Linked DNA regions of Homo sapiens: all the other regions are linked to region 2. Evidence: chromatin loops called from intact Hi-C (ENCODE). Cell type or tissue: prostate gland. All regions are shown on one strand.

What was found. Hi-C counts contacts between places; a loop is a spot of excess contacts. Peaks named below come from ENCODE experiments on the same cell type or tissue, not always from the same donor. Only the 100,000 strongest peaks of a DNase experiment are listed, where the experiment ranks them.
Region 1: a loop joins it to region 2, with 2.6 times the contacts of the local background. A loop is called at or near these places in 5 of 110 quality-filtered maps.
Region 3: it touches region 2 in a loop (2.5-fold over the local background); 2 of 110 quality-filtered maps call a loop at or near these places.

What each region holds. Positions count from the first base shown.
Region 1 is chr13:51,227,817-51,232,816 of GRCh38, forward strand. It overlaps FAM124A (family with sequence similarity 124 member A), which reads left to right. Exons shown (of 4, transcript NM_001242312.2): 2 at 3,532-3,563. Among named protein-coding and RNA genes, the nearest start is that of FAM124A, 7.9 kb to the left of the region's middle. In prostate gland, no CTCF peak of the experiment used is centred here; a DNase peak (open chromatin) is centred at 2,876.
Region 2 is chr13:51,736,300-51,741,299 of GRCh38, forward strand. WDFY2 (WD repeat and FYVE domain containing 2) reads left to right here. Exons shown (of 12, transcript NM_052950.4): 7 at 2,750-2,876. LOC124903177 (a long non-coding RNA gene) reads right to left here and starts at 2,799. Exons shown (of 2, transcript XR_007063807.1): 1 at 2,714-2,799. In prostate gland, no CTCF peak of the experiment used is centred here; DNase peaks (open chromatin) are centred at 2,882, 3,302 and 3,508; H3K27ac peaks cover 2,889 bases.
Region 3 is chr13:51,284,143-51,289,142 of GRCh38, forward strand. FAM124A (family with sequence similarity 124 member A) reads left to right here. Exons shown (of 4, transcript NM_001242312.2): 4 at 1-97. Among named protein-coding and RNA genes, the nearest start is that of SERPINE3, 53 kb to the right of the region's middle. In prostate gland, a CTCF peak has its summit at 2,454 (motif pointing left); a DNase peak (open chromatin) is centred at 2,419.

The DNA of each region.
Region 1 (5,000 bases), 510 kb before region 2:
TACCATGCCCTGTTTCTTTGGAGGACCTCCAATTGATACTTCGCTGTGACTTAAGACATAACAAAAAATCAGGGGTCTAGACTTTAAATAGGTGGGTGGAAAAGAATAGGTGGGATGAATTTTTAAATGGGATAGGTCTTTTAAAAAGATGAAAGGGGAAATGCTGTATAGAAGACCAGATCGTTTGTTAGTACTTTGTTATCTTTGTATTCAAGGTGGAGCTAGTTAACACTAAATTTAATTCAGTGCAATGAGGGTTAACAGAAGAAGTTCATGATGCTCAATAGCTGATGTTTTACAGAAACATCAAGATCAATTTTACAGGAATGCCAAGATCAATTCTTATGCCATGATTTTCCTGGAAAATAATTTATTCTGTATATATGTAGTATATATATATATGTAGTATTCTGTATATATGTAGTATATCATTTGGTAGCTAGGCTGCTGTCTGATAGGGTAAACTGTCTTAAGTACAGAACCTCTATGTAATCCCTATATGTAATATTGTAATTAATATAGACAAGGGACTGCATCTAACTTTCTGTTCATTATTGGCACAAATAGTAAATAATATTTGGAAATGTGTCTATATTTGTCAGGTGTGTGAATGTACATAATTTTTGTATTATTCTGCTCTATATCGTGTATAAATTTTTCATTCTAAATTCACCTTTCATGCTTCATTCTGGCAGGGCTGAATGTCTTATGCATAGCCAGCTAACTAAATTCTTAAAAGGTGAGACCAATAAACAGAAATCTCAAGGCAGCTACCCTACTGCTGTTCCTCTTGCCTAAAAAAAACTTGTCCAGAGTACAGACTTGTCCAGAGAACCCTAATGAAATACCTGGTTATTCTCTGAAATGGTTTGAACCTATTTATTATGTGCAGAATTGTTTCAAGCTTTGTAGTTTGTCTTTCCTAACCGTATTTCTAGTAAATAAGCTTTTGAGGTTATTTGGAATATATTTTAAGAGCTATAAAAGTATTTATACCTCAAATCAGTCTATATTTCCACCCATGATAATTTTTCTAAGGAAAAGAAAATAAATATAAAGCCATATTCATAAATACCTCATTGCCGTGTGTTTTGTAAAGGTGAACAACCAGGAGCGATCATTTAGCCAACAAAAGGGTTGAATAAATTATAGTGTATTAATTTAAAATGATAATTACAGGAAATGTGTAGCAGCATGTTATGATGGTATCAAGTGAAAAGAGCAATTCAAAATTGTGTCTCCATCATTATGGCAACTGTGTACAAATTGCATATACTGAGGATCAGAGGCTGGAGAGCAGTGGGAGGCTGTAGGTGACTTTCTGTGTGTTTCCGTTGTGACGGTGGACCCGGGTGAAAGTTGGACAGCAGAGCTGGGCCATCCGTCACGGAGAGAGGGGTTTGTGTTTTACACTAGCGAGCTTGAATTTCATCCAGAGAGAGACATGATCAGATTTATCCTTTGCAAAGATTGGCTGCTGTATGTGGAGGGAACTGCAGCAGGATCAGCGTGATTGTCAGAAGGCTGACCATTCGGCGGGCCCAACCCGGTGGTGCCCTTAGTCTCTAGAAACGTGGAGGGACTCATAGAGGGGCATCAGTTATGCCAGCACCTGTCCCAAGACACTAAAATACTGTTGCACTTTAAGATTCTTGAACTATGTTTCAAGTGTAAATTTCATTCTACATACATATCCATCTGTATGCAGATCTTTAAAATGTATGCATATGTGAATCCCATCTGCTTCAAGAGAATTTGGAAAATCCTAGCTGAAAATACACATTTTAAAGAATAAAAGAAATAGAAATATCGCCATTCTTATTGTGTGTTGTATTTGAATAGTCATGACATTTCTTTAAAGTCTGTCCATCTTAAGATGATTTTATTGTAATCAAGTTGTTTTCCTGTTGCATCTACCACAGTGGATATTTGCTGAGCAGTCACTAAGTTTATATATAATTACATTTCCAAGTATTGTTCTAAAGTTTATGTCCTGAATGGTTCCAGAAAGAATTTAATGCACCAGTACTGGGTTACAAATCCTGGGCTTCAGAATGTTGCTAATCCTTGACCCTCCCCTCTCTGTTGTCTCCCTTAGCTAGTATGTCACCATGTGCTAGCCAGTCAATCCCTTCTGCCTTCGGAGTCCTTCCTCTCCACCCACCGTGCACACTCAACTTCAGTCACTAATCATTGCTCACCTCCTGGCCTCTGTACAGATAGTATCACTTTAATTTCCTAGTCAATAAAATATTGAATTATATATATATATATGAATGCAGTTTGTAATATATAAAGGGATATGCAAATGTTGGTAGTTGTTATTCTTTCCAGTTTTAAAATTCATTGATTCCATGACTACTAAAGTATTTCATTTGTGAAAGTGAAAACCACATGTTGTTTTCTTCCATTTTGTTCCTCGACCAATAAATCAATGCAGCATTTTGAGTGATGTAGGTTATTTTAATCAGTAAGAGGCATGCTGCTTATGATTTTTTTAAAAAGTTTTGCATGTACTTTTTTAAATGTGGCAAGAAGTTCAATGGAGTGAAAATTGGATGATTCAGGAAAGGCAGCAGGAGACTAAGGAGATAAAAGGAATGTATATCTATAAAATTAAACATAATTAAGCAGTTTATTTGCATAACTTCGTCCCCTAACTTCCATGGCAGAATAAATCCCTACGTGCTAAAGTGATTAATTTCCTACTGAGAATGACTTTGGGACACTAGGGGAAGAAAATAAGTAGCTTCCATATCAAATTTGTTGCCAGAGAGGAAAGTCTTAACAGCTACAGAAGTAGGGCAGAAACTTACTAGAGATTAAGCAGATCCTTGGCCAGAGCCCCACTCTTACGGAGGCTGAATGCCAGCAGCTGATTTCTCAGCATAGAAACTGAAAGGGCGATTTCACCCCAGCCTTAGCCTGCCTTTTCCCTTTCCCGATCACAGCTCACATCCTGTTACTCTAATATCCAGCAGGCTTTCTTCTCAGATGGAACTGAAATCAGTGGAAATATCATTGTGCCTTTGTTTCCTGGTGGTCAGCCCCACCTTGAATGTGGAAACCTTCGCAGCTGAGGTTCCCTCTCTCCTCGCGCTGGGATCCTCTGCTTATGTTAGCAAAGAACATTTCCCCATGGTGTTGTGCGAATATTTGAAGGGTGCTCATTTGCAGTAACCTTTGGAGTGAATCTGTGAGTGGTGAATCTGTTGAAAACTTTGGGGCTTCTCCCCAGAGAAATAACCATTCAATATTTTTGCTAAACCTTTAGATGGCTTCTTCCAAACCTCATCAGAGGAATTTGCAGAACTCACATGAGAGCCCCCAGAATTCTAAAGTTCCTTTAAAGTTTTCTTTCAAATTCAGACATAACTTTATTTTGCATAAAATGAGCCTTAGCACTGCAGTTTTTAATTGGTGACATTTCTTTACCAGCTAAATGCTACTTACCACTGACTGTTTAAAATTCTGGCTTGAATAAATCATTTGGATAAAGAATTCTACTAACGCTGAGGTCTTGTGTTTCAGGTCCGACTACAGCCACCTGTCCTCCACGAGCAGTAAGTATCTTTTAAACATCCTTCAGCATTGTCTAACGGTCCCCGGAGAGGTCAGTACCCTAGAGGCCATGTGTGTACATGGTTTTATAGTAGGTAAGAATCACCAAAGCATCTTTGCCAAAGAATGTGGTACAGGATGCTGTAACTCTGGAAGTGGAGGCTTTTCCTGGAGAATCTGATCATACAGAAATTCAGCCTGAAGGATGTAACCCAGGCTTTATCAGCTGCTTGTGGATGCTTCTAGGAGCATCATCTCTGAAGAATCTGAGGTAGCGCTTTCATTGAACAAACATCTATCAGATACCTGCTACCCTCAGGCAAACAGAAAGCTCAGAGCACAATTCCTGGATCCCTGCAGTTGCTCCAGCTCATCTCTTGCAAAATCTCTTCCCTTGCATGTCTGCATCTGCAGGCAAATATCCTTCCCTCTCCAATGGAGGGAACATCTATCTCTGGCAAAATCCTGCGAAGTGTGTTAACAGTTGGAACAGTTATAGCTAAAGTGGAAAAGTGATAGCTAAATTCCCTAATTATAACCTACATTGGTTATACATGCCAATACATATGTACCAATACGTATGCACATTGATATACATATATATCAGTATGTATAACCGATGTAGGTTGTAATTAGGGAATTTAGCTATTACTTTTCCACTTAAATGTGGCTAAAAGAATACAGACATTTTTATCAATCCATCATCCTGTATTTGTAATTCCTGGCTTATAAGTGGTTATTATATGCAGCAGAAAATGATCAGGAATATGTTTACAAAGACACTCTGGTTATTAAAAAGGTGCTTATATTTAATATTAAAGTACAGGTAAATTTACTCATGAGAAATTATGCCTCATAACTAGAAAGAATTGAGAGTGATTAAGATTACTACATAAATGACCAAAGCCATTCAGATTGATTGAATACTTATTTTAAATTAACAAAAGTAATTGTCTTAATATAAAGGCCCTGATTGTTTAAATCAGTAAATATTAAATTGTTTTGCCCTATCTCACTAGCCTGTTAAACTCTGAATTCTAAATAGTTCCCAAATGGAGAGACACTTAATTGGATTATTCTATTTATTGATGTTCTGGCTTAGTTTTCCTTTGCAATAACAGACTGAGCAGATAGTTTTATATCTGGATTTGTAATTTAGTGTCAAATTATATTTCATTATTAGTATAACTGCAATGAGCAATTTCTGGTCAGTTCAGCCAACTGGAGACCAAATGTTGCCCCTTAGTTATTAAGAACCTTAGTAATAATGAGAATAATGCTTCAGAGATTTGCACTCATTCCCCAAAGCTCCTGCATTCCTAAAACCAGAGAAAGCTCAGTTGAACTCTCTCTCTCTCTGTGCCACCATTTCCATTCCACTCAGTTTTGCCCAGAGGCTACATTTCTTTTCAGAATGATTTTTCTAAAATACTTGTGTG
Region 2 (5,000 bases):
AAACGTTAAGTAACTTGTCCAAGGTCCTATACCTAATAAAGATAGGGCTGGGATTTAAGACTAGATTCTGGTTCCAGAGCCTGTACACTTATAATACCATATCCAAACTTTCTCTTCTATCCCCATAAACCATCCTCATCCCATAGTCACCAACAAAGAAGGCAGAGAGCTGGCTCCTCATGGTGCAGTGTTTTTTGTTTTGTTTTGTTTGGAGACGGAGTCTCACTCTGTTGCCCAGGCTGGAGTGCAGTGGCGTGATCTCTGCTCACTGCAACCCCTGCCTCCTGGGTTCAAGCGATTCTTCTGCCTCAGCCTCCCAAGTAGCTGGAACTACAGGTGCGCGCCACCACGCCCAGCTAATTTTTGTATTTTTAGTAGAGATGGGGTTTCATCATATTGGCCAGGCTGGTCTCAAACTCCTGACCTCGTGATCAGCCCGCCTTGGCCTCCCAAAGTGCTGGGATTACAGGCGTGAGCTACCGCACCCGGCCCCATGGTGTAGTGTTCTTAGATGTGTAGGTATATATCGGTCAGGGAAGTCTAAAGGTATCTGTCACCTGGGTCATGGTAAGCCCTATTTCAATATTTCCATGTTGATTCTGACAGAATGAACAACCCTTCCAATTAAGTCTTTTTAACTGAGTCAAGTAAGCCTTTCTAATCATTCTTTTTACCAGTGCCCACCATTATTAAATCTGATAATGATGCCTTAAAGAACCTAAGCTACCCATTTCACGTGTTATATAGGGGAAATCAAACACTTGCCACCTTTCTCTTATCTAGCCCCCCAGTTGGAGTGGCTTAGTCAGTCAAGTGAGACCATCTCAGAGATTGTCCTTGAGATGGGTATGCCATGACCTAAAGATGTGAGTAGTCGAACAGATGCAGGCATCACATTAACAATAGTAGTCAGCCAGGCACATGCTTCCCATGCGCTAGGTACTGTTTTGTGTGCTTATATATATTAACCCATTTAATCTTAACTCATTTAATCTAATTAACCCATTTAATCTAATATTAACCCATTAATAGATGTCATATGCCTGTTTAATCTGCCAAGAACAAAGCCAAGGGCATTTCTTTCATATTCTTACTCCTTCATTCAATCATTTGCCCATTTGTCCAGGCTTATTGAGTGTTTGCTGTGGGTAAGCCAGGCAGAATTCTAGGTTTTGGTGATCCCGTGGTGAACAAGCCACAGTTCCCGCCCTCCTAGAGCTTCTATTCTACTGGGGCAGGAGACAATGAATTTAAAAAAAAAAAAAAAAAAAAAAAAAAAAAAAGAATAATCAGGAGAGTGATGAGTGTAGTCAAGGAAGATGTTTCTGAGGAGGTGACCTTTAAGCAAGAACTTGTGTGAAGTGGAGAAAATTATCTTTATGTTTGCATTCATCTGCTCCTTCATTCAGCAGACAATACATTTTAACAGACAACACAGTGAGCGGCCTGTCTGCATCCATCACTGTGTTTGGTTGCTGTTGTGGGGAATGTTGGTGGTCGGGGGTGAGGGCTGGGCTACATGCAGTGGCTAACCACATATGCACTTGGGGAAGCCATGTTTATTCTTACATGAGCAGGAGTGTATACCAGCAGCATGGGGTGCAGGTTTAGGAAGACGCTAGGAAGCATAATCCAGAATAGTAGAGTTTGGGGTTCCCCCTACTTTTTGATCTTAAAAAATGTCTTACTAAGAAGAGTCATATGACAAATAAGAAAGTATTCTCCTGAAACAAATGTATGAGAGAAACTTCCCTGAAAGCTCTTAAGTGTAGCACTTCATTAGAACAAACTGATAATCTCAATAAGAAAAATGTCAGATTCCAACAAATGAGAAGCTATTTTATGTTCTTTTCAGAATATAATATTTTTAATAATGTAAAAAATGAGTATTTCTGACATTCTTAAGTGTTTGCAGGCTTTGTGCACATCTTAAGTGGAAAAAATTCTTATTGTTCTCAGTATATAAGGGTTTGATTTACAAAGGGACTACCATAGAAAATCTATTATAATATTTTATAGCCATACCACTACAGTAATCCTAATAACCCACATCTATACTGCACAACAAGTTTAGAGTGGTAGAATGGTCCTATGTAATTGATCTAATTCTCACCACAACCGTATGAAGTAGGTAATGGCTGGGTTGATGTTTTCATTCTTAGTAATAGTCATAGTGGTCATGGTGTTACCATCATCTGCATTTTACAGTTGAGGAAACTGACATTTAAGAACATAAGAAGTTTGCCCGGAATCTGTAAATTAAAATTCCCAAAGAGCAAACATAATTTTAAATTCTGATATTGTGGCCTAATTAAATCTGATATTCAAGAATAAAAAATCTAATTGAGCATTTGTAAACCCATTTCCTTCTCATCTGTTATTGTCAGGGGTGGGAGGCAGGCAGCAGTTAAGAAAATGTGGTTAATATTTCCAAACAGTGCAATATTTTCCATTCTTCTTAGAATTATGTCTCCCTTTTGAAGGTCAATTTATTGTCTTTTTTATTTTCTTTTGGTCTTTACAGTAATTGATTTTATGGTACATGAAATGTTGGTGAAAAATGCTTAAAGGGTGGGAATTTCCTTGGAGCCAACTTTTTTCTCTTTGGGGACTTACTTGATTGTTCTTTCAATAAGAATTTATTGTATGCCAGGAACTGCACTAGGTTCTGTCTCCGCTGCATTCACATTTCTTTTGTGGGTAAGAGTCTTACCTTGTGACTGATGTCTGGTTGTGTCTGTCCTCTCAGGTGGGGTGACCGCTCTCTGTTGGGACCCAGTCCAGCGGGTGTTGTTCTCAGGCAGTTCAGATCACTCTGTCATCATGTGGGACATCGGTGGGAGAAAAGGAACAGCCATCGAGCTCCAAGGACACAAGTAAGGTTGCTGGTGCTTTCATAAAGACTCTGAGAAAAGATTCTCAGCTGACAGCTAGAACAAAGGAGTGCAGCCCAGTCTGTGGCAGGATCTTAGCATGGGAAGGAACATGGCGGGAACACAAATACTGGCCACTTTGATTTATAACTGTGTAAAACTGTGTTTATATACTTATACCCCATTTTATTCCACAGAGCATTTGAGAGTGCTTACAAAAACCATAAAATAAAGTAATGGCAGTGAATAAATAAAAGGTAAAAATTAGAACTGGGAAGAATATAACAGTAAAAATTTGAGAGTGAGGAAAAAAAAAAGCTTGAAAATACAAGCTGTGAAGGCTTACAAAATTTATATAATTGAGTTCAAATGTGGCTTCAAGCTCCTTGGCAGCATACGGAAAAGAGGAGAGGTAAGATCCTTCACAGTACATTTTGTACTTGACCAAATATTTATTGAGTACTTGCCTTGATTCATGTCAGGCTCTTTTTCCTTAAAGGATAGATTTTAGGGGGCTGAGAGGAAGTACAGAGAAAGCCTTGCATTTCCTTGGAGCAGTTCTCAAACTTTGCTGGGTACAGAGAATCTCTGAGATGTCCGGTCCCTGTCTGCTAAGATTCTGGTTGCCGTCCAGAGCGGTGTGGATCTGTGCTTTGACAAGCTTCCCAGGCAACTCCCCACTGGTGACCCTCAGCCCACACCCTGAGACGCCTTGCTGTCCCTGGGGCCAAAGCTTAATCTTTTTGCATAAAAGAATGTTAGATCTGCTTTACAACTCTAGTGCTCATCTGAATTGTTTTTTAGTTGTAAAGTTTTCAAAATGATATTGAGCAACCCTTGACAGCCATAAACAAATGTTTGTAATGCTTCTATGAACTAACCGGTTTTAAGCAACACTAGCTTTTCCTGTAAATCTGCTTGGAAACCCTAGTTTCAAAATATTCTCCTAAATAGTTAAATCTAGTTTGGAGTTGTTGGACATAAACTAATTAAATTTTGGATGGCAGGGCCTGTGTACAAATACTTGTTTTAGTTTTAGAATTTAGTGTTAGAGAAGTAGCTACTAAGCCCTTCTTTCTCATGTTGGAGAACAGAACAGCTGTCTGGGGTCACTCCTGGCTTGTGGGGCCACTCAGACCTTGTCATCAGTTCATTAGAGGAATCATTCCCTTACGTTTATCTTTATGACAAGGGAACACACATCCAGGTCCTGTAGAAGGAGTTCACATCATCCACGTAAGAGAAGAAAAAAGGAAGCCAGGGCCGGGTGCATTGGCTCACGCCTGTAATCCCAGCACTTTGGGAGGCCGAGGCGGGCGGATCACAAGGTCAAGAGTTTGAGACCAGCCTGGCCAACATGGTGAAACCCCGTTTCTACTAAGAATACAAAAAGTAGCCGAGCATAGTGGCGCGTGCCTGTAATCCCAGCTACTCGGGAGGCTGAGGCAGGACAATCACTTGAACCCAGGAGGTGGAGGTCGCGGTGAGCCGAGATCACACCATTGCACTCCAGCCTGGGCAACAGAGCAAGACTCCGTCTCAAAAAAAAAAAAAAAAGCCAAAGCACAGTTGTGTTTAATAACACTATTATCATCTAATCTGCCAGGAAATTCCTGCCAACTTGGACTCTCTCAGAGAAGTGAAATGCAGGTCTTGAATGAAGATGACTAATATTCACTGGACTCATTCATTTCACTCCTAACTAGTTTTATTTGTACGCAGTGGTTAATAAAGACTGCAAGCACTTTTGCACGATTTCATGCACCAGATGCTGAACTGCAGCAGTGCTTAACACCAGCATCACTGTGTGCAAAGGGCCCTTGACCTGAATGGAAAATGTGGTTCTGGGAAACTTACGCCTACAGTTTGTTACGAAAGGAAAAGCTATAAAGTTTAGATAAGTCTCTCAGTCCTAGAAAAATAAAACTTTAACAAATAGCTCTTCCAGTTTCTAAGTACAGACTTGTCCTTTTAGAAAATGGAATAGACCCTGCTTGGAGTCCATGCTGATAGAATCATGCCCTTAGAACTTGCACAGGTAAGCAGGCAGGCTGCTGAGATCAGGAGCCACCAGGCAGAAGTGGCTTTACACAGGATGAAGGGCAGAAGGCCTTTGCCTGGTGCTTT
Region 3 (5,000 bases), 450 kb before region 2:
CAATACTCTCTGGAGGATCCTGACTCGTTTGGAGTATTATCCTTGTAAAAGATGCTGGCACATTGTAGGTGCTCAATAAATGTGTTCAATTGAAAAATATTGAGGTTGTCTCATAAATTATATCTATGTATTAGGCTCTGTAGTGTAAGAAGTCTAGATTGTAGCCCTGGTTTTTTGTCGCTTAATGGAACCGTGTCTCTTGTTTCCTTGGCCTTACGCTTCCTCCAGCATTGCCAGGGAGGGGATGTGTTGGTAAGTGCTCTGGTTGAGTTACATCCCATCCCTCATTTGCCTCTTTTCCAAGTAAGATCCCCTCAACCCCAAATTACTGCTCACGGTCCCACTTTGGCCTACACTAAACACCACCTAGTGTCTGCTTTAAAGAGCAAATCTTTCTCTGTCTGTCCCCAACTCACCTGGCAAGTCCTACAGAAATCATCTTGGGTCACCTCAACTGGTTAAAAGGAGCATAAGAGGAACTGGTGGAAGCAGTGGGTGAGCCACTGCAGAGACTTTTGTGACATGGGAGGGTTGATGTGTGCTTGAATAAATTGGGTTTTAGTAGTGGCTGCTCCTTGAGCCTCCGGGTCTGAGGGCAGGGGAACAGTCACAGCAGAGTGAACTGGACTGTACCACCCAGTGCGTTCCCAGGTGAGACTACATGTTTACTTTACTTAGAATGAGCTCCCGGCCACAAATAAATCAGGAGAAACGGAGGTATCTTCCTACCTCCCTATTTTCCTTTTTTTTTTTTTTTTTTTTTTTTGAGACAGGAAGGATATCACTGTCACCCAGGCTTAGTGCGGTGGCACAATCATGGCTTACTGCAGCCTCAACCTCCCAGGCTCAAGTGATCCACCCACCTCAGCTTTCTGAGTAGCTGGGACTACACATGCACCACTATGCCCCACTAATTTTTTATTTTTTGTAGAGACAGTCTTGCTATGTTGCCCAGGCTGGTCTCAAACTCCTGGACTCTAACCCTCCTCCCACTGCAGCCTCCCAAAGTGCTGGGATTACAGGCATGAGACAGAGCGCCCGGCCTATCTTTCTACTTTCTGTAGATGAATTAGTGCTCCAAACTGTCAGCCAAGAGGCATCTGAATAGATTCATTGAATTCCTGTAAGATTTTTAAGGGCAATAAAACCAACTGTGGACAGCTTCTCCCTCCTCATACCCTCAGACCGGTATCAGTGACCAGTTCTGACCAGTGATCCCTGGGTATGAATTTCAGGAGAGAAGTAGGAATAGCTGAATAGTCACCCTCTCCTTCTCCGCCCCAGGCCACATGGCTCCATGTGCTCATCATTTGTAGGGTTCTGCTTCTCTTGCATTCCTGAGAAATACAATTGATCAGATACTACAGAGGCTTCAGAAAATAGCATGAGAAGCTGACATGAATAAATTGCGTTCTCAAGGGAAACACCTTTTGACACACTATTATTATAACAAATGGAACCACAAAGGGTCAGGAACCTGAATTTAAAGATTATATATAAGTACATTCTTCCACCTTTTACTGAAGGCTTTTTCTAGTCTTGGGCACAGAGGTCTATTTACAAAGTGGCTTTAAAAGATCTGATTTCCCTGAGTGAATAATGGAGGCAAACATGAATGGTAATGTCGGCAGGCTTGGGTCTTTTTAACAATTTCCATCTTAGAGGGCTGAGGACCCGTGTCCAGTGATGTGCCCACTATAAGGAACAACACACTCATTTCAGACTGAAGTCACTAGAATACACGGTGAAGGCAAAAAGACCCCTTCTGGGTCCCACTGACAACCTCCATGAACTCTGTGATGAGGGTGTCGCCTCCTGTTATCTGGGATGGTGGCATAGAAAAATGGAGCTGTAGGCCAGGTACGGTAGCTCACACCTGTAATCCCAACAGTTTGGGAGGCCGAGGTGGGTGAATCACTTGAGGTCAGGAGTTTGAGCTCAGCCTGGCTAACATGGTGAAACCCCTTCTCTACTAAAAATACAGAAATTAGCTGGGCATGGTGGCACACACCTGTAATCCTAGCTACTTGAGAGGCTGAGGCAGGAGAATTGCTTGAACCTGGGAGGCAGAGGTTGCAGTGAGCTGAGATCACACCACTGCACTCCAGCCTGGGTGACAAAGCAAGACTCCATCTCAAAAAAAAAAAAAAAAAGAAAGAAAAATGGAGCTGCTTCACCATGCCCCACTGCCCTGTTCTGGCTGGGAGTGGTCCATTTGAGACATTTGAAATATTGATCTTATCAATTGAGCACCTGAAAGAGGCTGCCTGACTCCCTTAGATCAGCCTTGCTCAGTCCCTAAAGCTAAACCCAGAGCATTTTGGATTGGAGTCACTCTGAATGTGTGTGGCACAGCCCAAGAACCGGCCGGCTAGCTAAACAGAAACGCTTTCAAGCCAAATCGCATCCCTGAAGGTGGCTGTGGGGAAGCTTTGGTGCCACCTGGTGGCCGCTGTGCCCGGGAGGGTCACTGAGTGCCCTTTTCATTGAAGAAGCCTCCACCTGGATGAACTTCACTTTATTATCCTGCATTTAATTTTTTAAGCTGTTTATGTCTACAAAGGATTGAGGCAATTTAATTTCCAAATGAAACAACACAATGCAAATAGTAAAGCAGGCCCCCAAAAAGGAGTCTACAACTATGTCCACCGTAAAGAAAAATGTAACTGCTACAGCAGTTTCCTGGAATTTCCTGGAAGCCAGAGCGAAAAGGGAAAGAGATGAGTAGCTGTCTAGTTCTCATTTACGATTAAAGAATCTAGGCCAGGTGCGGTGTCTCACGCTTGTAATCCCAGCACTTTGGGAGGCTGAGGCGGGTGGATCACGAGGTCAGGAGATAGAGACCACCCTGGCAACACAGTGAAACCCCGTCTCTACTAAAAATACAAAAAATTAGCCGGGCGTGATGGCGGGAGCCTGTCGTCCCAGCTACTCGGGAGGCTGAGGCAGGAGAATGGCTTGAACCCGGGAGACGGAGCTTGCAGTGAGTGAGCCGAGATCGTGCCACTGCACTCCAGCCTGAGCAACCGAGCGAGACTCCGTCTCAAAAAAAAAAAAAAAAAAAAAAGGAATCTAGAAACACTGTCTTCTTTCATTGTAATTTAAGTTTCCTCAACACAGTTCCTCAGAAAAAAACAAGTTTTTCTTAGCACAGATTTCTAAAATCTCTTTCTCACCAGGGGATTTTCATTAGGGATTTTCTCTGTAGGGTTACTAATTTGGACCAAGTCTTGGGCTTTCTTGCTTGGGGGACAGAATCAGCAACAGCTGGAGGAGACAGCGCACCCACAGCTTGTGGGTGAGGCTCCCTAGACATCCTTCTCCGGCCGCACTGTGCAGCAAGGTGGAAATTTCTCTCAGCAGAAAGCCTAGAGGGCTGGGCTTCTCCAATGCTCTTGAGGCCGTATCTGTAGAGTTTAGAAACAGAAGGGCCGATAATAAGGTTGCTTCCCTTTCTGAAGCTAACCTTGCCCCTGTTCAACCAAGGCCAGAAGCGTCTACTACCTCCCCAGGTTTCCTCATCACATAAGATGTGTCAGATCCTAATGAGGTAAGAAGCAAGAGGAGACTAAAGAGTAGGCTGGATTGACTGCCGGGGGCGTAGCTCTTAGCAGTGGCCTGAAGACTGAAAATGCAGCCTGTCAGAACAGAGGAAACTGAGGTGCAGCGGGAGACTCCTCAACCTATTTCTACTCCAAGAGTTATGTTCCACTTCCTGCAAAATGAGCCTCCTGTGCCCGATATGAGCTAAATCACCTCATGCCAGGGCCTCTGAAATTCTCCTTGGCCATAAAGCTCTGTGGCTGTCTGGGCCTGTGTTCATCACCCGAGCTGGTTCTGCACTCCTGCAGTGACCTCTTTGGTCATTTGGTCATTTCAGAGCTCACTGCCCCCTACCCCCACAATGGCTTCCCAGGAGTATTCCCTCTGGCCAGCTTTACCCTTGCTGGAAATGGTGAACTGGCTGCAGCTGTGGAGGTGAGCGCCTGGGAATCTGGCAGCAGGCTCAGGACTGTGACCTGACCACCTGTGGCCCACCCAGGGAATTCTGCATGGTCACATTCTGTTCACCTTTGCTCCAAATTCAGTACACACTGGAGCTTTCCATTTGGAGGACACTGGCTTTCCTTTCCCATCCTGCATGGGCCTGGCCTCTCTTGCACATTCAGCCACACTTTCCTGGGTGCTAGACCTGAATTTTCAGCTTCCTGCAATATACCCATGACTTGGGGTTTTCCTGTGCCACCAAATCCACGCCAAACCACCACACACACCCCTACACCAATAAGGAGCATCTCCATCTCCTCCATCTCCTCCTCCTCCTCCATCTCCTCCTCCTCCTCCATCTCCTCCTCCATCTCTCCTCCTTCTCCTCCTCCTCCATCTCCTCCTCCTCCATCTCCTCCTCCTCCTCCTCCATCTCCTCCTCCTCCTCCTCCTCCATCTCCTCCTCCTCCTCCTCCTCCATCTCCTCCTCCTCCTCCTCCATCTCCTCCTCCTCCTCCTCCATCTCCTCCTCCTCCTGCTCCCCCCCCCACCTCGCCTTCTCTCTCATCATTCACATTCGAAAATGAAGAGTGAAGCACCAAGATAGCCCAATGGAGAGAAGCAGGGCTTTGGGGTCACACGTATCGGACTTTGAATCCCACCCAGACTTGCTAGCTGTGTGACCCTAATCAAGCTATTCCATTTCTCACTCTTGGGTTCCTCATTTGCAAAGTGGGAGGAGTAGGGTGCAGTAAGTGAGGTACATGCCTCAGGGGCAAAACTTAAGAGGGTTCCCAAAACCTCATTCATTAAGATTAATATTACTTTTGAACTCCTAGAAGTAAAAAGTAAAACAGAGGATACTAGAGGCTGGGAAGGTTAGGGGGAAAGGAGGGAAGGGGAGAGATTTGTTAGAGGACACGAAATTATAGCTAGACAGGAGGAATAAGTTCTAGTGTCCTGTATCACTGCAGGATGACTCTAGGTAACAATATTATGTAGTTTTAAATCAC